Regions from separate parts of the Mus musculus genome. Here region 2 is linked to region 1. A link is a loop called in an ENCODE intact Hi-C map of the cell type or tissue named here. Cell type or tissue: left cerebral cortex. All regions are shown on one strand. Links, peaks and the distances in the headings refer to the core of each region. The heading gives the core; the rest is flanking DNA.

What was found. Hi-C counts contacts between places; a loop is a spot of excess contacts. Peaks named below come from ENCODE experiments on the same cell type or tissue, not always from the same donor. Only the 100,000 strongest peaks of a DNase experiment are listed, where the experiment ranks them.
Region 2: a loop joins it to region 1, with 8 times the contacts of the local background. A loop is called at or near these places in 26 of 42 quality-filtered maps.

The regions. Positions count from the first base shown.
Region 1 is chr11:115,467,565-115,483,588 of GRCm38, reverse strand. Slc16a5 (solute carrier family 16 (monocarboxylic acid transporters), member 5) reads right to left here. Exons shown (of 4, transcript NM_001080934.1): 3 at 13,441-14,253; 4 at 9,191-10,918. The coding sequence ends at 10,668. Armc7 (armadillo repeat containing 7) reads right to left here and starts at 7,922. Exons shown (of 3, transcript NM_177778.5): 1 at 7,562-7,922; 2 at 7,324-7,467. The coding sequence starts at 7,652. In left cerebral cortex, for the core only: a CTCF peak has its summit at 9,455 (motif pointing right); DNase peaks (open chromatin) are centred at 5,097, 7,991 and 9,479; H3K4me3 peaks cover 1,646 bases; H3K27ac peaks cover 2,857 bases.
Region 2 is chr11:115,348,895-115,364,918 of GRCm38, reverse strand. It overlaps Hid1 (HID1 domain containing), which reads left to right. Exons shown (of 19, transcript NM_001346774.1): 2 at 3,131-3,280; 3 at 4,427-4,597; 4 at 5,111-5,224; 5 at 5,836-5,942; 6 at 6,133-6,249; 7 at 8,077-8,299; 8 at 8,498-8,554; 9 at 9,485-9,625; 10 at 9,804-9,894; 11 at 10,182-10,333; 12 at 10,441-10,519; 13 at 12,170-12,334; 14 at 13,773-14,000; 15 at 14,321-14,427; 3 more. Among named protein-coding and RNA genes, the nearest start is that of Hid1, 11 kb to the left of the region's middle. In left cerebral cortex, for the core only: CTCF peaks have their summits at 4,936 (motif pointing left), 6,339 (motif pointing left) and 10,551 (motif pointing right); DNase peaks (open chromatin) are centred at 5,535, 5,907, 6,305 and 10,575; H3K27ac peaks cover 257 bases.

The DNA.
Region 1 (16,024 bases), core at 5,041-13,040:
GTGAGCTTTGGGCACCACCAGGTGCAGCAGGCAAACTCCTAACTGCAGAGATGGGCGCAGCCAGGCTTCTCAGGGAGATCAGCACCGTAAGTGCTCCCACCAGGCGCTCCAAGGCGGACAGTGCTTTCAGCAGCAGAACAGGTGCTTGGCAGTGCTCCCCTCTTAGTGCCAGAGGCAGTCCAAGGTCGGAAATGACAACGGCCATTGAATCTGCATCCAGCTCCCACTGGGACTCTCCTCTTAAGTCACATATGACAAATACAAGAGCATCGAGATCGACACAGAGCCCCAGAGACAAAAGGCTGAGAGCTGGAGCCGCACTTGCACTTGAAACCTGAGATTTAGACTGTGTGAAGACGGCAGGAAAGGGAAAACAAAACAAAACAAAACAAAACAAAACAAAACAAAACAAAACAAAACAAAAAACAGTGGTGAAACAGACAGATCCTGGGGGCAACTGCCCAGAGCAGACCCAGTCTCCCATAGCGCCTCCAAGCTGGCAGAGGAGCATCTGAGGTGCCCTGTGCTGGCAACACTGCCTTCTGGGGCTGTCTGGAACCTGGAGGAACATCTCTGTGACTGGGCAGTTTTCTCCAGAGTCAACAGCCTACTGTAGAGAAGCTCTATGGCTCGCTCCCCAGCAGAAGCATGGCCACTGTCACCACTCAGAGGGCAACAACAGTGCGGCAGACTTGGCTTTTAAGACAGTGTAGCCTTGGCTGTCCTGGAACTCAGTCTGTAGACCAGGCTGGCCTTGAACTCACAAAAATCCAAATTTCTGTTTCCCAAGTGCTATGATTAAAGGTATGTACCACACAACCACCTGGTTTGTTTATTTGATGTATACGAGTACACTGTATCTCTCTTCAGGCACACTAGAAGAGGGCTTTGGATTCCATTAGATGGTTGTGAGCCACCACATGGTTGCTGGGAATTAAACTCAAGACCTCTGGAAGAACAGACAGTGCTCTTAACTGGTGAGCCATCTCTCCAACACCCTACTTTTTATTCTTTTAAACCACAGTACTCATTATGTAGATCCTAGCTAGCCTGGAACCTACAGAGATCCTCTGGCTCTGCACCCTGAGTGCTGGGACCACAGGGGTGCACTTGCAGAGGGTTCTAAGAAGGGGTCCTGTAAACTGAGGCTTGCCTCAGACTCATTATATAACTGAGGCTGACCATGAACTCCCGATCCTACTTCCTCCTACTCTGGGGCCGGTTTTAGATGCTTTAGATTATCTAGAATAGCATGCCTCTAGAAGAGCAGGGATCCAGAGCCAGTAAGATCTAGACAACTGGGCTCCCTTAGCCCAGGTACAGAGGGCCCCATAGGGATGTTCTGAAGACCCCTAGATTCCACCCAGAGCCCACCAATCTCCTTTCATCTGAGGCTCCATCCCTCAGCCTACAGCTGCACCAGCCTCTTCTGGGTCCTGCCGCCTACAGTGAATTCCCTCAGCATTGCACTTAACAGAGCATCTGCTTGTGGAGGCTGAGGCCAGATGGAATTTTTTTTTCTGTCGTTGGTTTTTTAAGACAGGGTTTCTCCATGTAGTCCCAGCTGGCCTTGAACTCATGGAGATCTACCTATCTTTATCTCCCAAGTGCCAGGATTAAAGACTTGGGCTCCCAGCCATAGCTGGGATTTCCATGTGTCTCAGAGCGCCTGCACTGAGAAAAGATGGGAGGCTCTGTATCCTAGTCCTGTATTCCACAAACATCAAGAAGAGTGCGGTGTCTCTGAAAACTCTAAATCACACTGTGATGTATTCAGAGATAAAAAGTGTCACTGAGCTGTTAAGCTATTCAACTGAGTCTCTGGGTTACAGGAAATGGAGGAGACAGAAGGAGGAGCTAAGTCACTGCTGCGTACACAGTAGCTCCCCACCACACGTGAGGCTGTAACACAGGTGGAGGGCTGGATGTGCTATGCACAGCCTACACATACACCTACCATTGTCACTTTATATCTCTGTGAACCAGGGCTCTCAGCACTGACCTTGTCACAGCAAAGCCATCAGAACTCTGAAAACCACTGAGGATGGTCTATGTCCCATAGTCTCAGCATTCAGCCAGGTTTGCGTGTATGAAAAATGAACCATCCATCTTCTTAGTGTGCAAACACTGTCCTTAATAAATAGTAAAATCATACCTGTACCAGATCCCTGCCCCCTTGGACAGGGAGGGTCTCATGTAACTCAGGCTGGCCTCAAAGTTGTCCTGGTTTTTTTTTTTTTTTTTTTTTTCGAGACAGGGTTTCTCTGTGTAGCCCTGGCTGTCCTGGAACTCACTCTGTAGACCAGGCTGGCCTAGAACTCAGAAATCTGCCTGCCTCTGCCTCCCGAGTGCTGGGATTAAAGGCATGCGCCACCATGCCCGGCCAAAGTTAATTAGCTGAAAATCATCCAAGATTCTTGGTTCTCTTGCCTCCACCTCCCAAGTGTATTTTATATAGCGCTCTCTCTCTCTCTCTCTCTCTCTCTCTCTCTCTCTCTCTCTCTCTCTCTCTCTGTGTGTGTGTGTGTGTGTGTGTGTGTGTACAAGCAGTGGTGGCATAGGCCTTTAATCCCAGTACCCAGGACAGAGGCAAGTAGATCTGTAAGTTTGAGTCCGGCTTGGTCTACATTGAGAATCCCAGGACAGCCAGGGCTACACAGAGAAACCCTGTCTTGTACACTGCCCCACAATTTTTATTCTCATGCAAAAAGGGCTCCTGAGTGGGAAAAGTCTGAGAAGCCCTGAGCTAAATGATATCTTTGAGAGGAAGGAGACATACAGGGAAGAGGGACATCCTACAGATGTGGGGTAGACCATGCAACCATCAGTGATACGGACGGACGCGTCACCTGTGTAGATACTGTAATCATTGCCCTCCAAACAGCACAGCCCGAGGTCATGTTCTTTTACTTTTTTTTTTTTTGGTTTTACGAGACAGGGTTTCTCTGTGTAGCCCTGGCTGTCCTGGAACTCACTCTGTAGACCAGGCTATCCTCGAACTCAGAAATCCGCCTGCCTCTGCCTTCCAAGTGATGGGATTAAAGGTGTGCACCACCACTGCCTGGCACGAGGTCATGTCCTTTATGCCTCCTGAGTGCCGGGACTGAAGAAGACACATGGCAACACCCAGGGCCCAGAGCTGTCACTTTCATCAGTACGGCTGTGACTGTTTGTAAGAGACATGCCCACCGTGCTCGCTGACGAGTGATGCTCCCTCAGGAGGGGACAGAGAGACCGTTAGACCTCTCTGAATTCCTAAGGATTCCTCTTGCGTCTCACTTGTACGCGACTGTGTGCTAACTGCTTGTGGCCGTGGAGGTGCTAGGGTCTGTAGTGGTGGAAAGTTACTGAGAGGGCAGGGGTTCCATTTCTGCAGCTAGAGGGAACTCATCCTTTGTGCTGGGCAAGGCTTTTAGTAGGATAGCTGCTATCTATCGGCTCACCCACGTTCTGTAAGCAGGCCCAATAAAACCAGTGGTTACGTGAGATACACTTTGGTGGGATCTAAGTTTGGTGGTTGCTGGTGCCCTACAGGGGAGGCAGGTGTCTGCTTACATCTCCCCTGCCACAGACTCTCCAAACCTAAGGATTCCAGGAGGCTTAAGGTGCTGGAGAGAAGGCTCACTGGGGAAGGGCCCTTGCTGCCAAGCCGCGCAAGCTGAGCTTCACTCCCTGACCCCCACGGTGGAAGAGGAGAACTCAGCCCTGCGTGTTGTCCCTGGACCGCCATGTTCCTATCACAGCACACACATAAACACAGACACACACTAAATAAATGTAAAAAAAATTTTAAAAGAGATTTAAGATAATTTATGTAATATCCTCTGTCCCAAGAGTATACTACGGAAGGAGAGGGGGGCAGCTTGATAATGGAGACTTCTGATACAGTTGCTCACCAGGTCATGAAGGTGAATCGAGAGGTACGTCACACTGGCACTAAATGATCCTAACAGGAGTTCCAGGCTAGCCAGAGCCTGTGTCAGACACAACAACAAAAACACCCAAATAAGGCCTGATGGTAAAGCCACGTATGTCATATGGGGTCTTGGGCCAGAAAAAAGTGTATCAGGGAAAAACCAAAGGTCATATGAATACTATGAATAAAGACCTGCTAGTGGTGATGTATCAATGCCAGCTCATTAACTATAGCAGATAAACCAGTGCGAGGAGTTAAGAACAGGAAAAAGAGGGTGTGAATGTGTGGCAACTCTTTATCTTTGGATTTTTTTCGTTTTCTTTCTTCTTTGCTGAGAAAGAGTCTTGAGTGGCTCAGAACTGGACTTGCTATGTGGCTGAAGGTGGCTCTTGAGCTCTCTGTCTGCCTGTCCCTACCTCCTGCATGCTGGGATTACAGGCACAGACCACCACACACTCTATTGAGTTACACTCCCAGTCTCTTCAAGTTTTCTCAACTTGCTATAAAATAAAACGTTTATTTGGAACATAAAGAGGTCTCTGTAAGGAACAAAGTCAGATGAAATATGCAGGTCCTGCACTGGATCCTAGTTACAAACCAACCATCAAAAAATGTCCCTTTGGGTCTGCAGGTTGCCTCAATGAGTAAAGGACCTGCCACCAAGCTTCACGACCTGACCGCCATCCTCAGGAGCCACATGGCAGAGGAACTTACTCTACAAAGTATCCTCTGAAAGCCAGGGATGGTGGAACAACCTTTAATCCCAGCACCCATGAGGCAGACAAGTTTCAGACCAGCCAGGGCTACACAGTGAGACCTCAAATGCCCTGTCCTTCCTCATTAATAAAAAAGAATGTTCTTTAGGGCATTGTTAGGAAATTTTGCATAGCTAAATATTAAACAATATTGGAATTATCTCCTTGCAATGCTGAGGACGGACGCACAGAGCCTTAGGCACGTGGTACATGCACCATGATACAGGTCCTCCATCACTGAGCCCTGAGTTACTCTTACGGACAGTTTCCTTCTCAGTGCACCTAGGGTTCCTTTTGTACTACATGAGGAAAGTTTATTTTTAAAAGAACCTTTTAATGTGCTGAAAGAACTTGTTTGTTCTTAAATGCTCAACTTCTTCCCACGACCTAGATCCAAAGCTCCCGTGCCAATCCCTCTAATTTCTAGTTTCTGTTCCATCCGCCTCTTCACTTAAAATATCCCTAACACATCGGCCTCCCTCTAACACATCAGCCTCCCTCTAACACATCAGCTTCCCTCTAACACATCAGCTTCCCCTCTAACACATCAGCTTCCCTCTAACACATCAGCTTCCCCTCTAACACATCGGCCTCCCTCTAACACATCAGCTTCCCTCTAACACATCAGCTTCCCCTCTAACACATCAGCTTCCCTCTAACACATCAGCTTCCCCTCTAACACATCGGCCTCCCTCTAACACATCGGCCTCCCTCTAACACTTCAGCTTCCCCTCTAACACATCAGCCTCCCTCTAACACATCAGCCTCCCTCTAACACATCAGCTTCCCCTCTAACACATCAGCCTCCCCTCTAACACATCGGCCTCCCTCTAACACATCGGCCTCCCTCTAACACATCGGCCTCCCTCTAACACATCAGCTTCCCCTCTAACACATCAGCTTCCCCTCTAACACATCGGCCTCCCTCTAACACATCAGCCTCCCTCTAACACATCAGCTTCCCTCTAACACATCAGCTTCCCCTCTAACACATCGGCCTCCCTCTAACACATCAGCTTCCCCTCTAACACATCAGCTTCCCTCTAACACATCGGCCTCCCTCTAACACATCGGCCTCCCTCTAACACATCAGCTTCCCCTCTAACACATCAGCTTCCCTCTAACACATCGGCTTCCCTCTAACACATCGGCCTCCCTCTAACACATCGGCCTCCCTCTAACACATCAGCTTCCCCTCTAACACATCAGCTTCCCTCTAACACATCGGCCTCCCTCTAACACATCAGCTTCCCTCTAACACATCAGCTTCCCTCTAACAGCTTCCTGCTTAGCTGCTTTGTCTACATCGCATATCCAAGATGGCTGAAATGGAAGTAGCGTAAGTAGCGTGACACACCTCCTATGGCTCCATCTGAGTTCCTGTTTATCTCTACTTTGCTTGTTTTATTCGCCACCTAGCTCCCCTTCCAGAATACAATCCCCAACCTGTTCACCATCTCCTCAGAACCTGGGCCAGTACCTTCCTTATAGGGTGCCCAATAATGACTATCTATCATGGGGCAGAGGAGATGGCTTAGTAGGTAAAAGAGCTTGCCACACAATTCTGATGACCTGAATTCGGTTCCAGGGACCTACATAAGAAAACCAGATGCAGTGTCGAGCATCTGGAACCCCAGCACTCTCTCCCCATTAGCTGGAGGCTCACGGCCCAGCTATGGAGTGCACTGCCCTACTCTGAAGGCACAGAGATCTTCCCTTAGCAACTGGAAGAGGAGAACACAACAACAACGACTACCTTAGTTTTTAGAGACGACATCTTACCACATAGCCCTAGATGGTCCAGAACTCAGTACTCACGCTAGGCTGGCCTGGAACTCGGAAAGATCTACCTACCTCTGTCTTCCCAGTACTGGGGATGAAAGGCATGTACCACTGTACTCGGGGAGAACTGACTCTTGACAAATTTCATGCATACAGCCTGGTGCACATGCATACTCACACTCATCCACACACACATGCAAACACACACCTACACAGCAAATGTAAAAGAGTCTACCTTGAATAATTCAAACGGCCTTACAATAACCCAACTATAGGAGTTCTAAGCTACCTTTGCACCTCTTGACAGTAAACAATACAAGGGCAAGCTCCAGCCGGGCAGTGGTGGCGCACACCTTTAATCCCAGCATTTGGGAGGCAGAGAGGCAGGCAGATTTCTGAGTTCAAGGCCAGCCTGGTCTACAGAGTGAGTTCCAGAATAGCCAGGGCTACACAGAGAAATCCTGTCTCAAAAAAATCAAAATCAAGCAAACAAACAAACAAAAAACTAAACTTCTTTCAAAGAGGTTTCACCCCATTTCCTCACTTATTATCTCTTTTCTAAGAGGAAGAAAGACACGACTTGTTTGGAATGAGCTGTGACCCCGATAATGTGTGGAGGAGGAGAAGGTAGGTGGTCCACACACGGCAGCTCTGCCCTAGATGAGATCCCATCCCAAACACTAGTTTGTTTAGTGACAGTGTCTTACTCTGAATCCCAGGCTGGCCCCCAAGTCGCAACCATCCTCCTGCTTCAGCCTCCCGTAATGCTAGTTTTATAGGCGAGTGGCATGCCTGACTCTCAAGTCGCTCTAGTCTATAACTTGGGGGGAGGCGCGCGGGCACGGGGGTTGGGGGCAGCCTAACTCTTACCAATAGCAAACTTGATTAGGGTTTCATTCTCTTCCGACAGAGAATCAAGGAATAAGTCCAGGACTTGTAGTTGCCGTAGGTACTGGTAGTTGCCCGGGTCATAAGCGAAGTTGGCGAGGTTGGCGAGGACTTGCTCCTTGGCATCTGCAATGGGAAGCAGCCCTGGGGTCGGACCTGTGCGGCGGCGGCTGCCGTCAGAACCCTCCTGGGTCCCTCGTGCCCACGCTACACCTCTTACCTTGGCTCTCGGTTTCCTGGAACTCTGTGACCAGCGCCTGCAAGTAGCCTAGCCGCCCGACGTGGGGGTCTATCTTGGGTTTCTGTGCCATGGCTGGGGCGGCGGAGTTGGGAGCTCCGGTAGAGGCCACAAGGCCTGGATCCTGACCTGTCCCGGCGGCGACAGAGCGGCAGCAAACCCAGTCTTGTCCTGAGATCCGCGTCTGCAGCTGGGGATGAGCTGTGGGGGTGGCCAGGGGTCTCAGGATCCTGTCTGAGCCGGATCTGAAAACCAAAATTCAACCCGGGCGAGACGCTGTGGCTTTTCGGAACTGAAGGCAGGCACGCCCCCTTACCACACTCCCTGCACCGCTTCCTGGTTCAGGGCGGAAGTCTCTCTAGCCCCGCCCCAGGAAACGGAGTGAGCGGGACCAGGACGGGATTGGGCGTGGTTACTGGGCGCCTCCTGGGCTTCCCTCCGGATTTCTAGAGCTGGAGGCTTTAACCCTCCACTGCGCAGCCGCCGCAGCGGGGATGCGTCGAAGGAGAGAGGAAGGGAGAGGGGAGGGAAAGAGGAGAAAAGGAGAGAGAGAATGGTGGATGGATTGACAGCCGGGCAGACGGATCTTCAGGCCATCTAGACATGATAGTAGTTTAATCCCAGAACACGGAGTTTAAGGACGGTTTAGTCTACAAGGCAATCCAGAGCTACATGGCAAGACCCTGGTAACAAAACAGAACATCCATCAAACCCCAAACACAATCTTAGGGTCACAAGGAGCGTCAGGGAGGGGCCCAGCTTTGCCGTGCTGTGGTGGAGGTGGAGGATGGAGGCAGTAAGGGTTTTTAGGGCAAGGGTCAGGGGTCATGTACTATGTTTGGTACCAGGGACCTGAATCACAGCAGAATGGTTTGTGTACTTCACCTTTCCCTGGCCCCCACCTCTGGGGTTTAAGTTCCAGTGATCAATCCATGCCCAACATCAACCAAGAGCAAGAGTTTTAGTCTTAGTTTGGATGCTTGAGAACCAAGGTTGCTCCGTGAGAACTCTGTGCCCTTTAGGTTTTATAAGAAGCAGGCTAGGCAGACTTCTTACATCTCAGCTCAAGATGGCCAAGCGTCTGACTAGTCAGAACATCAAAGACCTGGGGACCTGGAGCCTTTGAGATTCCAGAACAAATACTTTGCAGACTCCCCTCAAAATTTTCCAGGGATGGTCCAAAGCAGATCCTGGCTACAAAAGAGTAGACTTTGCTTCCATCTTGTCTCCAAGCCCCAGGCTCCAAAGAACTGGGATTACAGCACACCTGGGCATGGGTGGGGCTGGAGATGGAAGTGAAGGTTTGATGTACGTGACTAAACTACATTTGCACCCTCATTTCTTCGTTGCTTATTGCCCTCAGATTAATGCCATTATTACCAACGGGCAAGTGTGATGAAAATTTCCTAGCTGGAGGATCACAGATTCTATTTTTCCTGGACGTGGGCCTGTTAGCCAGCCCCAACTCTGTTTTCTGTTAGAATGAAAAATAGGTCCCTGGCATTTGCCCTTCAGAGTAGAAACTTCCTTGGGGGGTGGGGGTGGGGTCAAGCTCAGTTCTGAGTTGCGATCCGGAAAGCAGTAGGGGACATTAGACAGAGAGGCAGACTTCAATTGGAAGATGGCATCTCATACAGGCCAAAAAAATTTTTTTAATAACGTTTATTTGTGTGTGTGTATGGTGCGCGCACATGGGCACGCCACAGAACAACTTGTGGTAGTGGGGCCTCTCCTTGTCCATGTGGGTCCCAGGAATCAAACTCAAGTTGTCGGCATGCAGCCAGCACCTTTACCTACTCAGCCGTCTCCACCCAAGGTCTAGAGACAGTGAACATAAGCAACTCAGCAAATGCACGGCTGCAGTACTTCCTTTGACCATGAGGGGGCACTCGTGACAGCACCTTAGAGGAACCGATCGCCTCCTAAAGATGCTTATTCATGCCAGATGGACTTGTGGAGGAGGATGGCTGGCGTCAGTCATGAAAATAAAATCATTTTCCTGATAAGGTTTTCTTGCTGGAGCCTGGTGGAGCCTGAACCAACAAACAACCCCAAGAAGTTCCTGCCAGCCTGAGGGAATGGAGGAAATTTACTCAGGCCTGGTTTCCGCTTTTCTTAGTCCAGAGTTCATGACCCGTGCGGCAGGGAATGTTTTTGTATATAATTCAGACCGTTTTCCCCTTCCCTGGAGTACCCTGCTGCGACAAGCCTGGGCTGATGACAGCTAGCCTTAAGAGATGACCTCAGAGACCAGCACCAGAAGCGAGTAAGTGGACATAGCTCCAGGCCATGGGCTCAGGCTAGCAGCAGCTGCCGATTTAGCCAGTTTCTGCCTCAGGGTTGATACCTCCAACACATTCCGGAGAAAGGGGAACCTCAGAGGCCAAGAGCAGAGCACAGACTACGGTTTGCACATAGAAGCCAGTTTTTATAATGTTCCTTAAGTTACCTAGCCTGTCTTCTTGGCTCCTGGTTAGTCAAGGTCTGCCTTCCCCTACGTGGATACGTGGATAGAGTCTGGTAAAAGGAGATTCTGGCTCAGGCCCTGCTCAATGGCAGAAGACTCTTCAGACTGTACAACTTCTGAGACCCAAGTAAAAGGGCTCCTTCCAGGACAGCAGAAAAGTTTCTTTCCCTGCTCTCTGCAGAGGCGCCAGGACCAGTATTACTGGTCTTCATCTGTGCCTGCTATGGCTCCAGTTAGCATAAGACTCAACTTCTTGATGCAGCACTCTTAACCTTCCTGATCTGAGGGGGGTCATGGTTGGTTGTTTGGGAAGAGAAGAAGAGTAAGTAAGTTCTTGGAAGAAAGGCAAATTTGTCAAAATAGTCTGAGGCCAAGAAGGATGAAAACAGTTGACATGGGAAGGATGAATGAGACGCCCCAGAGTGATGTGTTGTAGGAGCAGCTGGGAGGAGCCAGTCCAAGGTAGCTAGCCATGACTGCTTCCTGCAAGACTCAGACCAATCTTCTTGGGACCCAAGGAAGAAAGCCAGGAAGGCCCACTTCTATTTCCTACTTCCTGGAAGGAAGGCTTCCCCCACTGACTTCAGAGCTCAGAGATAGGTCACATGGGATCTCTGGAGTTCAGACATTGGTCATATAGATGCTTTCAGGGTACGGTTGCTTCTTGGCACTGTCCTTGTCTTCTGAGGTGAGATCGTGCATTGGGGTCATCTCTGAGGTAGCGTTCTCCATTTTGGCTTGCCCATCTTGCTTCAGCTTCTTCTTCTCTGCGGCGTAGAAGCCCACACCCAGGATAAGAGAGCCTGAGACGAGGAAGCCACTCGACATATAGAAAACGTAGCTGAAGTTGTTGGTCTTGTCCAGCAGCAATCCTGGGGGGTGGGGAGGGGACAGAGAATGAGTTAATCCGCCATGCAAGCCCTACAGGCTCCTTCCACCAGCTCATGCGTTCAAGGAGAGCAGAGATTTTAGCTTTGTCTTCACTCAATAGGAAATCATGGCTGGCCCCTCGGGAAATACACAACAGATACTTGTGCGGTGAGAGGAGGGAGGACACCCTTGGCTTCTGGCCTAGGCAAATGTCCTCCCCCAGGAGAGAGCCTGAGGGCCTGTGTTACCCTTGGAGGCCGGAGAAACAGACTGAAGGGCTGGCGGAGTCCAAGCCATGTTCTCAGCCCTGACCTTGCCTCAGGCCCTGGCCCCGCCTATCTCTTTCTGAGAAATTTGGGACTCATTTGCTTGCAGGGCTTCCTTGGAAACTGGAACTCAGATCGATGGGGACAAAGCACATCTTTAACCCCAGCACTCAGGAGGTAGACGCAGGTGGGTCTATGAGTTTGAGGACAGCCTAGTCCACACAGAGAAACCCTGTCATGAGAAACCAACCAACCAACCAACCAACAACAAAAACCCCTCACACAGCTGAGCTTCAAGGTCTGACCATAGTGACCACAGCACTTACCTGCTGACTAGCCCCTAGCACCAGACTCCTCCCACCCACGCTGAAGGCCCCTCTCTCTGTTGTGCAGTAGCCTTCGCCTACAGTTCTTACAAATCCTGTTTGTTTTCTTCCTAACACGAATGAATCCCTACATCCGTGCCCCCTCCACCCCAAGGTAAGCCTCAACAGTGTCGGGCTTTGTTTGGTTTTGGTTTGGGATTTTTTGGTTTTTCAAGACAGGGTTTCTCTTTGTACCCGTGCGCTCAGTGACTGGGCTGGGTGGATGTCATGACGCATGCTCTCTTCTGCACTTTGTAGTTGGCATTCTAGCTTAGGGAAGAATAGTGATTTTCCTGGGACCCACAGGGTGGAAACTAGGAGGGCCAAGGTATTAATTACAGTTAACATAGGTGGAGCTCTTATCAGGAGTCCTGCTCTTTGCTTGAGACACTTACAACAAGGCCCCATATCACCACACTTCGCTGACAGGAGCAGAAGTCCAGGGCTGGTGAGATGGCTCAGTGGGTAAGAGTACCTGACTGCTCTTCCGAAGGTCCGGAGTTCAAATCCCAGCAACCACATGGTGGCTCACAACCATCTGTAATGAGATCTGACTCCCTCTTCTGGAGTGTCTGAAGACAGCTACAGTGTCCTTACATATAATAAATAAATTAAAAAAAAAAAAAAAGAAAGAAAGAAAGGAGCAGAGGTCCAGACAGGAAGATGACAGATTCATGTAGCCTGGAGCGCAAAGCTTTTCTCTCTTTCTCTCCTTCCTTCTTCCCTTCCCTGCCCCTTAAAAATCTTTTACTTAAGTGTATGAGTATTTTTATCTTCATGTATGTATATGTGCCACATGAATGTGGTACCTAGGGAGACCAGAGGTGGGCATTGGTGCCTCTAAAACTGAAGTTACAGATGGCTGTGAGCCACTCGGTGGGTGCTAGGAACTGAACTCAGATCCTCTGTAAGAGCAACAGGCAAAAGTGCTATTAGCCAGGCTGGAGAGCTGGCTCAGCGGTCAAGAGCACCGACTGCTCTTCCAGAGGATCTGAGTTCAAGTTCAAGCAACCACATGGTGGCTCACAACCATCTGTAACGAGATCTGACGCCCTCTTCTGGTGTGTCTGAAGACAGCTACAGTGTACTTACATATAATATATATGTACTTACATATAATCTTTTTTAAAATGTGCCACTTCTCCAGTCCTTCTTCCCTTCCTTTTTATTTTTTTTTAATTAAAGATTTATTTATTATTATACGTAAGTACACTGTAGCTGTCTTCATTTGCACCAGAAGGGGGCATCAAATCTCATTATGGGTGGTTGTGAGCCACCATGTGGTTGTGGAATTTGAACTCAGGACCTTCGGAAGAGCAGTCAATGCTCTTACCTGCTGAGCCATCTCACCAGCCCCCCCTTCTTCCCTTCCTTAAACAAGATTTATTTATTTTATGTATAAGATTGTTTTGCCTGCATGTATGTAAGTGTATTGTGAAGGCCTGAAGAGGGTGCTATATTCCAGGGAGCTGGAGTTATGAACAGTTGTGAACCACCACGTGGGTGCTGAGAACAAACCAGGGTCCTCTGTAAGGGCAGCAAGTATTCTTTGTGCTCTCTCTCTCTCTCTCTCTCTCTGATGGTAAGATTGAGACAAGGTCTTGTAGGCTCATATAGCCCAGGTTGGCTCTCAACTTGCTACATAGCCAAAGATCTTCCTGCCTCCATTTCCCAACTGGCAGAATTACAGGCCTGTACCACCATGCCTGGCCAAGCAAATACCACACTGTAGCATGGTCACTGAAAGCTGCTGGGAAAAGAGAAGGATCACAGATTCCAAGGCCCTTGTGACAATGGTATACTGGGCTCAAATCTGTCCAGATGGTCCCCTTTGCCCAACCTATATAGGCCCCACTTGGGCATGCCTGGCTGCTTTCCCTCCCAGGCTCTCACCAGCCAATGGTGGAGAGATGAGAGAAGTCACGCCACACAGGATGGTGAAGAGGCCCAGGGCGCTGGGGAACCGATCCATCGGGACAATGTCCATTAGAACCTGGAAGACGAGGATCCCAACTCCACACATGGACAGGCTGTACACCAGGCAATAGCCCAGGAGCACCCGGAAGTCGGCTGACACCGTGCATATTAGATTGGTGAGCCCGTTGATGAGGATCGCCACAGCAAACAGGTACTTCCGGTAGGCAGCCAAGCTCTTCCTGCCTGCCAGCAGCAGCCCTGCCATTGGCCGTAAGAAGATGTTGCAGAAGCCAACAATGGACATGAGCATGGCTGCCCAATAGTCGTCCACCCCATGATGCATAGCGTACGGCACTAGGAAGATATGTGGCAGTGCAAAACCCAGGTTCATCCACGTCACGCCCGTGACGTATATGCAGAAGCCCATATTGTGCCGAAGGATGTCAAAGGCCAGGTGGTACCGAATGGTTGAGACACATGTTGCCAGGCAGCTGCGTGTAGGTATCTTGGGAGGTAGAAGGGGATCCTCTTTGGGCTCGGGGACCTCGTTGGTGGCAACAGGCCTCAGCAAGGCTCCACATACACAACAGTGGAGTAAGATGCCACCGAAGATGAGGAAGGCGCCCCTCCAGCCCAGGGTTTCCAGAAGATATCGGGCCAGCAGTGGCCAGAGGGTGACGCCCATGGAGAGTCCCATGGAGGCCAGTGCATTGGCTAGCGGCCGCCGGCGGACAAAATACAAGCCCACTACCGTGATGCTCGACTGGAAGCTGAAACACATGCCCAGGCCTGCAGTGCGAGAGGGGACATCAGCTCAGGGACTTGGTAGGACTTTCCACCTCCGCGTGGAGTAGGGCTCTTGGCTCATGTTCCGTGTCTGTCGCCTTTGGCCCTAGGACAGACACACTTCCAAGTTTTCATGATGGAAGGTACCTGACTACCTCCTTATAAGCATCTCACCCGGCTCCTCCTACCAGCTCCCCTCTGCAAGCACTACAATTACAATGACCTTAATCTCTCTCTTCTTTCTACCTTCATTTCTTCCTTTCATTCTCCCCTACCTTTCTTCCTTCTTTCTTTTTTTCTTTTTTCTTTTTGGTTTTTCGAGACAGGGTTTCCCTGTGTAGCCCTGGCTGTCCTGGAACTCACTCTGTAGACCAGGCTGGCCTCGAACTCAGAAATCTGCCTGCCTCTGCCTCCCAAGTGCTGGGATTACAGGCATGCGCCACCACTGCCTGGCCCTTCTTTTTTTCCTTGCTAGGTATTATTGTGCCAAATGACTTTAATCTCAGAACTCAGGAGGCAGAGGCCTAGAGGCCTATAATTCCAGGCCAACTCGGCCTTCACAGTGAGTTCTAGGTCAGCCAGGACTACATAGTGAGAACTTGTCACAAAAAAAAATTTCAGAGTTATTCATTTTATGTGTATAAGTGTTTTGCCTACATGAACGTATATGCACCATGTTCATGTCTGATACCCACGGAGGTCCTTCTGGAAGTGGAGTCGCAGATGGTTGTGAGCCAGTCGCTCACCTGCCCTCGAGGCAGCCGTTTAGGCTTCCTTCCTCTCTCTACTCCAGCACCTTTCTAAGTCCTCACTCAGCTGTCCATGAGGACAGAGGCCCACCCAGGCCTTCAGGGGTCAACTTCCTACTCCTGTTCTTCAGTCTGTCTCCTCAATTTCCCCATCTTGTATTGTTCTTTCCCCTTCTTTCCTGGGCCGTTCTTTGTGGTGCCGAATGAACCCAGGAGCTGGCTATTCAGGCCCAGCTCTGTGAGCCTGGTCTCTGGAACCAGTTCCAAACCAGCAGCGAAGGATACCATGTCCAAAAAAAAAAAAGAAAAGAAAAAAGAAAAAGAAAAAGAAAAAGAAAAAAAAAAGGGAGGGGGACTTATCTCGAAAATACAATCATAAGCAAAACAACAAATAAAAATCCCTAAGAATGCAAACAAACAAATAAAAAAAAGTCTCTTAACACCACAATTTCTGGTTACTAGTCCATTTCGCTGCTTCTTTTACCCGGGAGCTGCGGATGTGTCAGGGGTAGACTACAGGTATAACCTGCCTACGGCTCTGGGTTTGAATCCTAGCACCAGGAGGGGAAGGAACTGGATGTGGTATATGCCTGTAATCCCAGCACTCAGGCGGCTGAGGCAGGGGACTTGCTATGAGTTCAAAGCCAGGCTGAAGGACAAAAGTGAGACCCTGTTTAAACCCTTGCAACAGAAAGAATGAACGAAGTTGGGACAAGAGATGAGAAAGGGGAGGGGAGGAGGGAGGGGAGGGTGGAAAGAGGACGAGAGGGGAGAGGGAGGTTAGCAGAGGAAGGGAGAGAGGCAGAGGGACAGAGGGGAATGCTGGGTCCCAGATTTCTTTCTTGTACATTTTCTCCTCCAGGCAGTAACAGGCATCAAAGAAGGCTAGGCAAGTGCTATTCGCTGAGCACAGTCTTCATCCCTTGTGGTCACTGCTGAAATGAACTTGTTCCCTCCTCCTGTACCTCTTCCCCAGGCTGCTCCTCATCCACACCTCAGAGCCGAAGGGCAAGCACAGCACAGTG
Region 2 (16,024 bases), core at 2,592-10,591, 120 kb after region 1:
CCTTCTGGCCTCTAGGGGCAGCCTCATGTATGTGTACACGCAGAGAGAGACACATATGCACATAAATAAAAAATAAAGTAAAAAAAATGTTAAAGCTACAGCTGGTCCCTCAGCCAATGCAAATGCCTAAGACCCAGTGGGATCAGGGGAGGAAGTGCAAGCTGAGGCTAACAATCATGAGGTCCTATGTTCAGTCTCCATAATGAGAGTGACTACAGGCTAGCCCCGGCTACATGAAAAAGGTGGGGGTAGATAGAAAGATAAATGCTTGTTTATGAAGGTTTTTTCCCCCCTCTGCTTCTAGGTTAGACCTCTAAGGCCCTCTTATGTCTCGTTTGGATTTCAGTTCCGAGGTGATGGTTGTCTAATGAACTAGGTCAGTGGTCAGCTCCATTTGTATTCAGCGGGGGCTTCGGCCCCTTTAAGGGATGCTGACTCCCTGAGAGGTGAGCTGAGTATTAGAGGCTTTCAGAGGTGCTCCTGATGAGGAGGATCTCCACAGGCCTTTCCTCTGAAATGTCCTTTCCCACTGCGTTCTGGCTCCAGGCCACCAGGACTGGTGAGGCTGAGGTCCAGCAAACCCCAGCTCCAGGGCCTCTCCTTTAGCCTTTGTTTACCTTTGGCTGACTTGCTCTACCAGTTCTGGGACTGAGGGTGCAGCCACAAGTTATCCTGGGGCTCCCCAGAATGGGGTGGAGGGTGGGCACTTTGGTGAAGCCTGCAGCCCCAGCCTTGGGTTTGGGCAGCCCCCTGGCACTCAGCCTTGTCAGGACCTCAGCTTCATCTGCCTCAGCTTTGAGAGCAGGGCCAATGCTGGGCTGCTGGGCTGTGAGGTGAGTGGATCTAGACCTGAGTCAGGAATGTGGGGTGTAGAAGTTGGGGCTGGAGGTTCCCAAAGGAGAGCATGCCTGTGTGGTGTAATGGTACACCCTGACCAAAGCAACTTGGGGTCAGGGCAGGAACTCCAACAGGGCAGGAACCTGGAGGCAGCAGCTGGTGTAGAGGCCATGGAGGGGGCTGCTTACTGACCTGCTCCCCATGGCTTGCTCAGCCTGCTTTCTTATAGAACTCAGGACCACCAGCTCAGGGATGACTCCATCCACACTAGGCTGGGCCCTCCCCGTCAATTACTAATTAAGAAAATGCCTCACAGCTGGATCTTATGGAGGCACATTGATTGATTGATTGATTGATTGAGACAGGGTTTCTCTGTGTAGCCCTGGCTATCTTGGAAGTGACTATGTAGTGCAGGCTAGCCTCAAACTCGGAGCTCCACCTGCCTCTGCCTCCCAAGAGCCGGGATTAAAGGCGAGCGCCACCACCGCCCAGCTGGAGGCATTTTCTTAATTGAGGTTCCCTCTTCGCAAATGACCCCAGCCTGCATCAAATTGACATCAAACTATCCATCCCAGCGGAGAATTCTAGAAGTAAAATTTATCATGGAAAATGGTTGCCTTGGTTATTTGCCTGTATGATTGTCTATCTCTCAAGGACCATAAGTATGTATTTTAATTTTTCATTTTTATTTATGTGTATTTCTTTGTATGTATGCCACAAGTGGGCATGTGCCTATAGAGGCCAGAAGTGGGCGTCAGACCCCTGGAATTACAGAGAACCAAACCTGAATCTCCTGGAAGAGCAGCATACACTCTTAACCTCTGAGCCATCTCTCTAGCTCCCACATAAACTCTTCACCTCTGAGCCCGCTCTCTAGTTCCCATGACCACATGTATTTTAAAGGCTTGTCTCAATAGGACCTTTGGAACTTTGTTTCTTACGTTAGTTCCTAAGTTTTGAGACAGGCACTTACTATGTAACTCTGCCTGTCCTGGAACTCACTCTGTAGACCAGGCAGGCCTCAAACTCAGAAAGATCCACCTGCCTCTGCCCGCCAAGTGTTGGGATTAAAGGTGTATGCCACTACACTCAGCCTGTTAAAATTAAAAAACAAATAAAAAACCATCTTTGTTAGGATGTGTGTGTGTGTGTGTGTGTGTGCTTGTATGTATAGGAGGGAGGTTTATATTGGCTTGAAGTGGACAACTTGTGGGAGTTGGTTTACTCCTTCCGATGAGCAGATCCTGAGTTTGATACTCAGGTCATCAGGCTTGGTGGCAAGCCCCTCTACTAACTGAGCCATATCTCAAGCCCAATGTAATTATTGCTGAAATGAGAAGAGTATAGTGGGAAATATACAGCCTGGGCAAAACAAAAGAAATTTACTGGGGTCATGTCTAGGAGTAGTAAATACAGGAGTGTGTGTGTGTGTGTGTGTGTGTGTGTGTGTGTGTTGTTGTTGAGATGAGATCTGTTGAATCCCAGGCTGTCCTTGAACTCACTCACTGTGTAGTTGCGGGTGACCTTGTACTTCTGATCTTCCCAAGTGCTGGGATTACAGGCCCTCACCTCCAGTCCTAATGTACCCAGTGCTCGAGATCCCCTCCGGGGCTTTGTGCAAGTGCTCTATCAACTGAACTACAGCCCAGCCTCAAGGCCTGTTTAAGATCTTGGATGAGTGTTGAGCTGATGTCTTGACTTGGTCCAGCAGGCAGTGGGGGTCCCCGGGGGCTTTTAGATGAAGGCTCTGTGGCTTTGGCTATTGCATGGGGTGGAGGCACTGAAGTGGGGGGGGTGATTTGGAGGCTGGGGCTCCCTGAAAGTGACTGGAGCTGCAGCATGGGCCAGCAGCGGGTGCTGAGAGGATCGTGTGGAGGTTGGTGGGTCTGGCACTGGTGGCTGTGCTGAGAAAGGGTTGCTTGTGAGAAGACAGCACCGGTGACTGTGAATGGGGTGCGTATGCCCTTTGGGGGAGAGCCTTGGTCTAGTTCCTAGACACTTGACCTACTGGTGTGGCCGTGGGATGTGATCTGGTGATGATGTCAGCTCCTCTTTTAGAGAAATGTGTGCACTTAGCCAGAGACACACAAACCCTCGGTGACACAGTGAACTTTAGAACCTAGTGGACCCTCGCCCATACACACCTATCTTGTGGCAGCTGAATAAGGTCGTTCCAGATGGGGAGGCTCCTGGGCGCTGGCTGGGATGGAGGATAACCACGGTGGCCTCCCTGCCAGGGCTCATCTGTGACTGTTGGGAAAGGTGTAACTCTGGATACTGGATCCCCCTGTAGCCCGTGGAAGCCACCGACAATGCTTTCTGGGACCAGTTCTGGGCAGACACCGCTACCTCGGTGCAGGATGTCTTTGCGTTGGTGCCGGCAGCAGAGATCCGGGCTGTGCGAGAGGAGTCACCCTCTAACCTGGCCACGCTGTGCTACAAGGTATGAGCTGTCTGGCTCCTCACAGCTGTCCCCATCCTTCCCAGAGAGGCCGAATGGCCTAGTCCACGCAGAACAAAGTACTCACATCTCACCCACAGGTTCTAGAGGTCTAGCCTCTTTGCCTCCAGTTCTCCTTGGTGGGGGTGAGGAAAAAGTAACCATGGCCCCTGCCGCCATTTATCAGAGCTTTAACTTATCTTTCCAGACACCACCTCACTTAGCTTTTCCTGTGAGGTGCTCCAGCCTCCAAACAGAGGTTTCTCTGTTACAAACGAGGTCTTAAAAAAAATTGCCGGGTAGTGGTGGCACACTCCTTTAATCCCAGCACTTGGGAGGCAGAGGCAGGGAGATTTCTGAGTTCAAGGCCAGGTTGGTCTACAGAGTGAGTTACAGGACAACCAGCGCTATTCAGAGAAACCCTGTCTCGAAAAACCAAAAATAAATAAATAAATTTTAAATTAAATTTATTTTATTTTATGTGTGTGAGTGCTTTGCATGCATGTATCTATATGTTCCGTGTACATGCCTGATGACCATGGAGAGCAAAAGAAGGCATTGGACCCCCTTGAACTAGAGTTATGGGTGGTTGTGAGACACCACGTAGGTGCTGGGAGTTGAACTCTAGGTCCTTGGCAAGGATAGCAAGTTGGGTTTTATTGTTGTTTGTTTTATTTTGTTGAGGCCCTGGATGCCTAGAACTTAATATATAGACCAGGTTGGCCTTGATCTCATAGAGATCCACCTGTCTCTGGCTTCTAGTGCTGGGAGTAAAGATATGGGCTACCAAATGTGGTAGACAATGTATTCTTAACAGCAGAGCCACTCTTCCAGCCCTGGTCTTTTTCTCTTGTTTTAACCTTTAAAAAGGGCACTTTAATATAGTATTAAACAGAAGGATTAGGAGAGAAAGAGGCTCTCAGAAGAAAGTAAGTTGTACCCAAGTGTGGGGACACACTCTGTATGAGAGGGGTACCACAGATGAGGTCTTGGCCATCCAGTGGACTGGCCTCTGCTCTCCTGATGCTCTGGGCTGTTTTTTTCCCAGGTCACAACCTTCCTGAGCTAGCTGACCTCTCCAGCTTGGGTGGCCTGAACCCAAAGGGCTCCTTCACATGCTCCTTCCTCCCTTGCTGTCTGTCCCCACAGGCTGTGGAGAAGCTGGTGCAAGGAGCAGAGGGTGGCTGCCACTCTGAGAAGGAGAAACAGGTCGTCCTGAACTGCAGCCGGCTACTCACCCGAGTGCTGCCTTACATCTTCGAGGACCCCGACTGGAGGGGCTTCTTCTGGTCCACAGTGCCCGGGGCAGGGCGTGGAGGGGTCTGTGGGCCTGGCCAAGGGGGGGTTGGAGGATCCTGGCAGGGCCACCTGTTTTTAGGAAGTATAGGGATGGGGACTTAGAGGTAGGGTACCACTGAGGGGGAAGGAGCCAGTACCAACTTTTCAGGCCTTCGGTTTCTCTCCCAAGGGGCCTAGAGCAGGGGTGCAGGGATAGGCCCATTATGTCTTTAGAAGGACCACACTATCTTCTCCCAGGCCCCATCTACTCAGGGCTTTATCTTCAGTCAAGTGCCAAGGGTTGAGACCTCATGATTCCCAAGATGTCCAGTACCCCTGGTGGGACATTTCTCATTATGCCCAGTGTTTGCCTCTGCCCTGCCCTCTTCTGGCAAAGGGAGGTTTGGGGTGAGCAGGAAGTCACTTCCTCTTTCCCTCCACTTTGTCTACCTACATGTGCCCGCTGAGACCCAGTCCCATATTCACGACACCCCCAAGCCGTGGGGCCACCTCTCCTTGGCCAGCCCCCCACTGAGCAGCCTGCATCTTTAGCAGGGTGAGGAAGAGGATGAGAACGCTCGTCCCTTGGCTGAGTCCTTGCTCCTGGCCATTGCCGATTTGCTCTTCTGCCCAGACTTCACTGTGCAGAACCACCGGAGGAACGACGTGGTGAGACACCCAGGCTGGGCTCTGATCCTGCTGGGGCCAGCATAGTTACGGTTCTCCCGAGTGCAGGGTGCAGGGTGCAGGGTGCAGGGTGCAGGGGTGGCTCAGAGGGCAGGCCTCCTAAGCATAAGTGTCCTGGGTGGGATAGGGGGTTGCACTGTTGGAGAGGAGCCAGCTGGTGTCCAGCCTGCCTGTCTCCTAGGCAGCATCACACAAGCACCTATTGTCTTCCCTGCCCGAGCTGGGAGGGGAACAGGGCTGGAACCAGGAAGCCTGTCTTTTTACTCTGGCATTCCACCAGGAATACTTTCTCCCTTCAGTCTGCCACACCCCTACTCCTCCAACCTTCCCTACCTCCTCTCCCTGCCTCAGACTGGGCTCAGCAAGTAAAATAATCAATGCAAGACTGCAGGGAAACGAGCCTTTAAAGAACTCCAACAGCACCCATTTCTCTCCTTGTCCGTTAGGAGACTGGCATGGGAGGGGAGGGCTGACCTTAGGAGAACACCGGGGTACGTTGCTGCAGCTTGGGAAGCTTAGGGAGTCAGGGCCCGCCTCACGCCGATATTTGTTTTGTGACACCCTCATCCCCTGTTACTACTTCCTGTTTCTAGGACTCAGCAGAAGATGTCCATTCCCTGGACAGCTGTGAATATATCTGGGAGGCTGGTGTGGGCTTTGCTCATTCCCCACAGCCCAACTACATCCATGACATGAACCGGTGAGCTGGACCGGGCTGGCCTGTGCATAGCTCAGAGACCCAGCCCTCTTACCATCCATCCTTGGCCTTACAGGGAGGAACAGGGGTCATTTTTTCCCCATGGGCCTGGGCCAGGGAGGTGGGTCGATGTGTCAGCCCCTTCCAGATGGAGACTGGGGTTCTCATGTAGCCTTTCCTGTCCCTCCTGCAGGATGGAGCTGCTGAAGTTACTGCTCACGTGCTTCTCAGAGGCCATGTACCTGCCCCCATCTCCAGAGAGTGGCAGCACCAACCCCTGGGTTCAGTTCTTTTGTTCCACGGAGAACAGGTGAGAGGCGGCTGGCCTTCCTAGTCTGGTTCTAGGAACCCTGTGCCAGCCCTGATGGTTTTATTTGAGGAGATGTGCTGCCCCCTGGTGTCGTGAAACTATAACTTAGCCATACATTTATTTTTTAATTATTTATTTTTATTTTGTTTACACTGGTGTTTTGACTGCATGTATGTCTGTGTGAGGGTGTTGGATCCCTTGGGACAGGAGTTACAGACAGTTGTGATTTGTCATGTGTGTGCTGATAATTGAAGCTCGGTCTTCTGAACCTTACTATCAGGGCCCCAAACTTCCTGGGGGCTCCTGGGCCAAGGTTCAGGTCTTCCATCTAGAACCGCATTGTTTAGTAGAAATATAATGTAAGGGGCTTGAAATGTAGCTCTGTGTATAGAGTGCTTGTCTACTATGCATGGAGCCCTGGATGAACTGGGTGTGGCGGCACAGGGCTGTAATCCCAGCATTCCGGAGGTGGAGGCAGATCAATCAAGAAGTTTAGGGTCATCCTTGGCTACTAGTGAGTTCTGGGCTAGCCTATGGTACATAAGACCCTTTCTTGAAAGCAAAAAGGAAGAGAACTTATATATTTTATTTAGCTCGGTACATTTAAAAACGTGAGCCTTAAATTTGTAATGAGTATATAGAGCTATTGCTATCATTTGCATTTCCTTTCCTCACGTTTCCTTCCCTGAATCCAGTGTGTACCTTATACTTCCAGCGTCAGCTGGATCAACCGCTCAAGAGCACTTAGTCGCCAGCCACATGTGGCTGTGGTTGCTCTTTGGGACAGTGGGTAGAGAAGAGGGTCTGAGGACCACCCTGATAGATGGAAAAGTCTGGATCGTGCGGGACTCAAGAGGGATATGGGGACACTTATGAGTACATGGGGGTGCCACATAGTCATCAGTGGGACAGAGTACTTGAAGCATACACCCCAGCTGTGCACACCCAGCTGTGCAACCCAGCTGTGCACACCCAGCTGTACACACTCAGCTGTGCATACCCAGCTGTACATACCCAGCTGTGCACACCCAGCTGTGCAATCCAGCTGTGCACACTCAGCTGTGCAATCCAGCTGTGTACACCCAGCTGTGCCCCTGTGCAGCTAACACAGGTGTTAGCATTCTAAACTTTTAACCTTACTCCTTCTGGAAGCTGACCCCTGCATGACATGGCTCCCCTCTGGGTTTTGCTGGTTCCCTGCTTTTTATCACCACAAGAGAGGGTCTCCAAGTGTCCCACAATGCTGGCCACAATCAGAGCCTGGCCAGGGTTTCTTCTCATAGCTATGCCAGGCACACAGCAACACTTTGTCACTTGCTCACTCACCTAACCTCTTGGATCTCAGTCTCCTCATATGTAAGATGAGGAGCTTGAACCTTGACATCTATGGACCGGATTCAAGTCATACTGTAGCCTGGGAGCCAGGGGATGGAGCTGGTTTCTGCTCCCCAAGGGGAGGCTGTCTTTTCCTTGCTCCTCTAACCTCTTGCCTGTAACCCCAGTGGAGGGTGTGTGACCCCAAGAACTGAGAAGGGCGTGAGCACGTTCTCTACAGGGAGTCCATCCCTGTGTAATGGACTCCTCTGCTCTTGGCCCAGCTTGTCCCTGATCAGAGTCAGCCACATGCATGGATAGGGAGGGCATTTTCTATTCAGGAAGGGACAAGCTCGTCCTTCTGCCTTCTGCCTGATAGCACAGCTCCCTGGCTGTGGCTGTGGCTGTGGCTGTGGCTGTGGCTGTGGCTGTGGCTGTGGCTGTGGCTGTGGCTGGAGAGGCAGGCGTGCCCAAGGGAGCATCCCTGCAGCCTTGCTCTGTGCTCTCTCGCAGACACGCGCTGCCCCTCTTCACTTCACTCCTCAACACCGTGTGTGCCTATGACCCTGTGGGCTACGGGATCCCCTACAACCACCTGCTCTTCTCGGACTACCGGGAGCCCCTGGTGGAGGAGGCTGCTCAGGTGCTTATTGTCACCTTGGACCATGACAGTGCTACCAGCACCAGCCCCACCGTGGACGGCACCACCACGGGCACAGCTATGGATGATGCTGATGTAAGGACCGGATGGGGAGATGGCTGGGGGGCAGATGGTATCTCCATTAGCACAAGCCATGGGCAAAAGGCACACACCATGGGAGGCAGCTCGTGGTATGCCTGGAGCGGGGGAGGGTCCAACTTTGGAAAGCTCACTGCTGCTATCCAGGCAGACCTGAGTGAGGGATCTGCTCACCATAGCTCCTCTCCTTGGCAGCCTCCAGGGCCCGAGAACCTGTTTGTGAACTACCTGTCCCGAATTCATCGTGAGGAGGTGAGTTAGGCACAGCGGGGGTGGGGGAGATTCTAACTGCCCACCATCTGCAATGGCTGTGCCTTTGTGGGGCTAGAGGAGTCTTGCTCTCCTGCATGAAGGAGCATAGCCATCCTAAGTAAAACAATGATGGCAGTGCTTGGGGGATTTCGATGCATTGAAAGGATTGGTGGGAGCTGGGGCTGTGTGGTTCAGTTGGCAGAGCACTTGCCTAATGCACACAAAGCCTTCGTCGATCTCCAGCATCACACAATCAAGATTCGGTGGTGCATGACTGAAAAGCCAGCCTCTGAGAAGTAGAGGCAGGAGGTTTAGAAGCTTAGGGTTGTTCTTGGCTAGCCTGAACTACAGGCGACTCTGTCGTTAAAAGTAAATAAATAAAAGAAGGAAAGAAAAGAAATGATTTACAGTCAGTCTTAGCTGAGCCAGGGTAACAAGAGGGCTTCCCAAAGGAGGAGGTTTGCTGAGAGGCTGGGGTTCAGGGGTGGGAGGAACTGCGGCCTTAAAGTCCAGGCAGACTCAAGTTGGGGGGGGGGTGTTACAAGGGACTGTGGCTGAGCATGTCCCCGTCCCACAAAGATCAAAGCTGAGCACAGCCCAGCTTGTGGGGTGTGCTCAGAAGCTGACAGAACTGGGGAGGACTCCTGTGTGATGGGGGATGGGAGGAGCAGGACAGCGGCTACCAACAAGGAAATTAGGTGGTCAGGGGTCCATCTGGGGGGTTGCCAGGAGCTGCAGCCTTGCGTAGGGGATCTTCTGACCTGCTGGAGAGGGGGCCAGAGGCTGAACTTCCCAGGGTACTAGCAGTAAGAGCCAAACCCAGGTCCTCTGGGCTCTGGAGATTGACAAGGTTATGGGAGAATGAGGAGACATCTGTAGGGTATAGCTGGAGGGAGCTGGACTGGAAGGGCCTCTGCTTTGCCCTCTCAGGACTTCCAGTTCATCCTCAAGGGGATCGCTCGGCTGCTGTCCAATCCCCTGCTCCAGACCTACCTTCCCAACTCCACCAAGAAGATCCAGTTTCACCAGGAGTTGCTTGTTCTCTTCTGGAAACTCTGTGACTTCAACAAGGTGAGCGGACTCCAGGGCCCAGCCTGTCGGTGACAGTCGTGAGGAGACATTGCTGATGGATTAGTGGGGTCCAGAGACCAAGGACTCGGGTAGCATCTGGGCCTCCACAGCCTAGGTGGGAGAAGGTGAGGCAGAGCTAGTCCTCTCACTGATGCAGCCCGCTCTCTCTCATTCCCAGAAATTCCTCTTCTTTGTACTGAAGAGCAGTGACGTGCTGGATATCCTGGTTCCTATCCTCTATTTTCTCAACGACGCCCGGGCAGATCAATGTACGACAGTAGTGGGCCTGGGATGCTGCGGTAGCTATGGGGTCTTGATTTCCGGTGGAGTCTAGCCAGTCTGTCCTACCTCCCAGAAGCTCAAGCCTGGTGCCCTACCCTCCCACACGGCATTTCCTTGAACCTGTAACCTCCCACAGGGGCTTCCCTTGAACCCTAACCTCCAACGGGGTTTCCTTGAACCCCTAAAGATGGGTCCTTGCTTCTCCCTCCCTCCCCCTCCCCCTCCCCCTCCCCCTCCATGCTCTGTGTAACGCCTCCTGTGTTGTATACCCCAGCTCGGGTGGGCTTGATGCACATCGGGGTCTTCATCCTGCTGCTCCTGAGTGGGGAGAGGAACTTTGGGGTACGGCTGAACAAGCCCTACTCAGTGCGCGTGCCCATGGACATCCCGGTCTTCACAGGCACACATGCAGATTTGCTCATTGTGGTAAGGGGGTGTGCATGGTCAGCCCTGAGGGTTGGGGTGACATTCTCTTCTTGGCTGGATTTGGAGGTAGTGGGTAACTCATGCCCTCCCCCTCCCTCCCTGTACAGGTATTCCACAAAATCATCACCAGCGGTCATCAGCGGTTGCAACCCCTCTTCGACTGCCTGCTCACCATTGTGGTCAACGGTAGGGGCCCAGAGCCTAACTTCCCCATGATCACCAGCAGGTGGCGCTAGGCCACAGGTTCACTAGCCGCCAGTTCCCGGGCTTCATGAACAGAAACAGCAAGCTACATGTTACAGCTAAGCTTTCTAGTACTCTAGAAGGGGCAACAGTAACAGAGAGCCCATGAAATGGCTCAGCAGGTAAAAGCTCTTGCCATGCAAGACTGGCGTAAAAATGGAAGGAGAAAGTTGGCGGCCCAAAATTGTCCTATGACCTTCACGTATACATGTATTACATACAATAATCAATAAGCTAGACATGAATAGAATATAAAAATCATTGAGGTAGCCTATGCTCTGTTTCACACTCAGTCTTCAAAATCGTGTGTGTGTGTGTGTGTGTGTGTGTGTGTGTGTGTGTATGTGTATGTGAGTGTGTGTTCTGTCCCTGCAGGACATCCCAGTTGAGACTGGCTGTATTGCAGACATTTAATGGCCACATGTGGCTGCTGGCTATTTATTGTGTGTTAAAGATTTGGGCTATCAGTTACAGTGTGGGGATTTCGAGAGCATCTTAAAGGGCTACAGGCTGCTTGCTCTCTGGGAAAGGAGCCAGGAGGGTTCAGGAGGGTCCAGCTTGGCTGGGGTTAGGGGGTAGCAGTAGGGTGGAGCAGAATGACTTTTGTGGATGTCTTTAGGCCAGCTGGTTCCTTGACTGGTCTAGTTAACATTCCTGTTGATGTAACAAATACGCTTAAGTTTATTTGGCTTATAATTCCCATCATTGAGCAGGGAGGGGAAGTCAAGGCAGGAAGCAGCTAGTCACATGACATCCATAGCCAGAAACAGCAAAACTAACAGATCATTGCTTGCCAGCTGGCTGCATATGCATGCTCAGATAACTTTCTCTGCTCCTAACTGTTCAGGGCCCAGCCTAAGGAATGGTGCCGCCCACATTCATAGTGGATCTCTCGACCTGAGTTAACAATTTAGATAATTCCTCACTGAACTCTCTTCCCAAGTGGTTGCGAGTCGTGTCAGGTTGACAGCATAAACTAACAATATACCGTCCACGGTGTGATTTGAACTTCTGAGTGTCTGGGGTGGCTCATGGTTCTAAGGGCTCTCGCTGAGTTGTGGGCTCTGTGTGTTGATTCTAACAAGTCCTAGTTGAATCCCTGACAAGCAAGGCCAGCTTTGAGAATGCCTCTGTAAACAAGACAGTCCCTGTTCCCATTCCCTGGGACCTTCATCTGAGCCAGGGGAAGAGGCAGACAGCAGGGACGCACACAGGTCAAGACGTAGTTTCCTCTCCAACTTCCACTCACAAAGCTGTGCTGAGGAATACATATCGAGTGACAGCATCTTGCCACTCTTAAAGGATGTCACATCCCGAGTTAGCACCCCTGTCCTGTCATTTTATTGCTGGGAAACGGGCTCAGTTTATGACCCTCTCTGAACCCCAGTTTCTTTATCTACACTCCTGTCTCTGTCCTTCCTCCCTCTGGGTTGGGGAGATGCTTGGGAGAGATGAGCTGAGTGTGCCTCAAAGTCTCAGGGGGTCTCTGCAGGGGACAGGGGATGGAGGACGGGGATCAGTTGAGATGAGCTGCCCCGTCCTGGCCTGGCCTCTGCAGGGATGGCCCAGAACAAGCTGACTCCTCCCTTACAGTGTCTCCCTACCTCAAGAGCCTGTCCATGGTGACTGCCAACAAGCTCCTGCATCTGCTCGAGGCCTTCTCGACCACCTGGTTCCTCTTCTCGGCATCTCAGAACCACCATCTGGTCTTCTTCCTTCTGGAGGTCTTCAACAACATTATCCAGTACCAGTTTGATGGTGAGGCGCTGACCTGAGCCCCTGTGTAAGAAAGCCTCAGCCCACGAGTCCTGCCTGTGCACTGATTGAGGCAGTGGGGAATCAAGGTGTGCCTTGTCCCTCTTGGAGCTCACAGCTGGGTATGGAGTCACAGGCAGGGGGCGGGGCTTTAGGCGGACAACCTGACCCACTGAACAAGAGAGTTCATTTAGAATTGGCCGGCTGGAAATCTCAGAGTGGGAAGAGCTCTGCTGGCTGTCACGCAGGTGCCTGACCAGCATCACAGGTACAAATATAAGTCTCAGCAAGCATGCGCTCTGTGGCCAAGCGCACGTCGGCCCCGAAGCCTTGGTCCCCTCATCCCTACGATGCTCATAATGCGGCTGCTGTAAGTCCCTCTTGCAGGGCACACATCTTTAATCGCAGAGGCAGGTGGATCTCTGAGTTGGAGGCCAGCCTGGTCTACAGTGTAAGTGCCAGGATAGCCAGGGCTACATAGACAAACCATGTCTCTAAAAACAAAAAACAACCCCCAACTTCCCCCTCCCCAGAATATATTGGAAGGCTTAATAACTCACACACGCAAAAACAAAACAAAAACAAAAACAAAAACAAAAACACCCAGCACAGCAAATATTAGCAATTATTGTTACTATTTCCAAAGTAAGTAAAATTTAGATGTATATTTGAGTGATGAGTGAGCATTCAGTAGGCAGAAAAGCATTGCTTGGGAAGGGACATGTGCAAAGGCCCTGGGGTAGATGTTAAGCTAAAGGCTCTAGACACGGGGCTAGAAAGGTAGATGGGGGCACTGAGTGCTCTGGAGAGCTTTGCGTCTTCCCCCGACAGCTGTGGGAACTTGGAGGTAGATGGTGGAGGACAGACACACACAACAGTGTCCTTCTGGACTTCCCTGTGGCTCACTGAGAGGTTACATATTTAATGTTGGGTTGGTGTGGGGCTCAGGCTATCCCACCATGCCTGATGATCCCTGAGTAGTGATCAGCTGCAAGGGGATTTCAAGACAGTGTAAGCAGGACACCGAGGAGCTCAGGGCTAAGCTGTTTCCCTGCAGCCTAACATCAGGGATCCCCACAACCTAACGTCTCGGTATCTTCATCACCTAATATGTAGGCGTCCCCACAGCCTAGCTTCTCGGCATCCCTCACAGCCTAACATCAGGGATGCCCACAACCTAACCTCCCAGTATCTCCTACAGCCTAACATCAGGCATCTCTACAACCTAACTTGTATTTCCTACAGCCTAACCCTCCACCATTGCCACTGATACCCATACAGTTGGGTCTGTCCCACTCTGACTCTAGCTACCCTGTCCAGTCCTTATCCCTGGGGCAGATGTCTTACTGTCATCTCATTAACTGCCCTCTGGTCCTGGAAGCCAGCCCAGATGTGGAGTGGGAAGCAAAGCTCTCTGAGGACAGACTCGTTCCTCCCACAGGCAATTCCAACCTGGTCTATGCCATCATCCGTAAACGTGCGGTCTTCCACCAGCTGGCCAACCTGCCCACTGACCCACCCTCCATCCACAAGGCACTTCAGCGGCGGCGGAGGACACCAGAGCCCCTGTCCCGTACTGGTTCCCAGGAGGGAACGTCCATGGAGGGATCCCGCCCTGCTGCCCCTGCAGAACCAGGCACCCTTAAGACTAGCCTGGTGGCCACTCCAGGTCTGGATGCTGTCAGGCTAGGAGAGTGTGGGGCTTGGCTGGGGGTGTATTGTGAGGGGGTGAGTGTGATCTCTGGGGTGTCTTTCCCATTTAGGAAGGCAAGGAAAAGCAATTCAGCAGCATGTAGGGGTGGAAGTACTGTGTGGGCCTAGGTCGCTTGATGGGGGTTAGAGGAGGTACATGGGCAGGGCTCAGAACTGAGATTAGCTATAGGAGGGAAGGGCAAACACAATATCTCAGCTGTGAATGGGGAGCACACAGCCTCTAGTACCAGAAGGGTACTATGGCATGTCCCTCTCTTCCTCCTGTGTCCCACCCAGGCATCGACAAGCTGACAGAGAAATCCCAGGTATCAGAGGACGGCACCTTGAGGTCTCTAGAGCCCGAATCCCAGCAAAGCTCAGCAGAAAACAGCCCATCTGATGGGGTAGGTACTGGGGATGCCTGGGAGATGGCACTGAGTGTCACTTAGTTTCCTTTCTCTCCAAACCCTCAAGTGTGGGAGTGGGTAAGGCCGGGGTACTCTGAGGTGGCCATGTTAGAACAAGGGACTCGTGGCTGGCATCACTGAACCAGAGGGAGAGGGGGCCGTTCACAGACCTCTCCCTTTTGTTTATCGGTTGCAGCAAAGCCCTGTGACCTTCGGGTTCCTCATCCATCAGCCTTATCTGAGTCTGGCCTTTACCCTGCCTTCTCTGTCAGCCCCTGGCCCTAAACCTGTCACTGGGCTGGGCTGGGCTGGGCTAGGCTGGCCCTTGGGCCCAGGGCAAAGGGTATAGGTCTGGACCAACCCTCTGGTGTAGCACCCCCCCCCCCCCAGTGCTGTAGTGGGGCCAGAGGAGACATGTTGCTCTATGGTTGCACCTTGTATTCATTTGTATCCATTCCTTCCCTGGTCACTATTTCTGGGAACCAGGAGTCCAGCCAAACATGGAGAGAGCAACGGAGATTGTCCAATGCATCAGCCAGTGGCCAGTGGAGCCCAACATCAGATTGGGTGAGGGACATAGCTGGAGGAGGTTCTGGGAGCTGGGGTTTGGGCAGACGGCACTGAACAGGGGCAGTCAGAGCTCCAGCTTCGGAAAAGACTAGAGTAAGAAAACCAAAGACAGGGACTGGAGAGATGGCTCAGCAGTTAAGAGCACTGGCTGCTCTTCCAAAGGTTCTGAATTCAATTCCCAGCAACCACATGGTGGCTCACAACCATCTGCAATGGGATCCAATGCCCTCTTTGGTGTGTCTGAAGGCAGCTACAGTGTACTCACATACATAAGATAAATAAATCTTAAAAAAAGAAAGAAAACCAAAGACTTTAGAGGCCAAGCTGAAGGACAGTCCCTCCAGTTGCATGATCTTGCCTCCTGTCTGCCCTTTCAGGAGTTGCCCATATAACTGATTCCTTTGTCAATCACCTTTGCTGAGTTCCTCCCCAAATCCCTTCCACTTCCTGTGTGTTTCCTGTGAGCCCCACTGATTGCTCTGGAAGGGTGTAATAAACATGCTTATGACCCTGCCATCCAGCCATCGTGAGGATTAAAGGGGAAGGTCTTCCGGAAGGCAAGAGGCCCAGCAGCTGGCGCGTGGTCGTGCTCAGCATGGCCTGGCCATTCCCATCAGCAACAGTTCCCCTTCACAGGCTCTGCTTGGTGCCCGCCATGCTGTGCCTAGAGAAGGTTGGGGGGCGCTGTGGCTCTGGGTCAAGGACAAGCTTGTCCTGTAACTCTGGTTGTGGCTCTCACAGATCTTGTCCTGGAAGTCAAAGCTGCCGCTGCAGACCATCATGCGCCTGCTGCAGGTCCTGGTTCCCCAGGTGGAGAAGATCTGCATTGACAAGTGAGTCCAGAAGCTGTCCATGGAGGGGGCGAGCACGTGACCGTGGGGAGGGGCCAGCGGGCTAGGGGTGTGGTTGTGTTGTGGAGCGTGCCCGTGTATGTGCTGGAGGCCCCACCTCTTTTTCCAGGGGTCTGACGGATGAGTCTGAGATCCTGAGATTCCTGCAGCACGGTACCCTAGTGGGGCTTCTG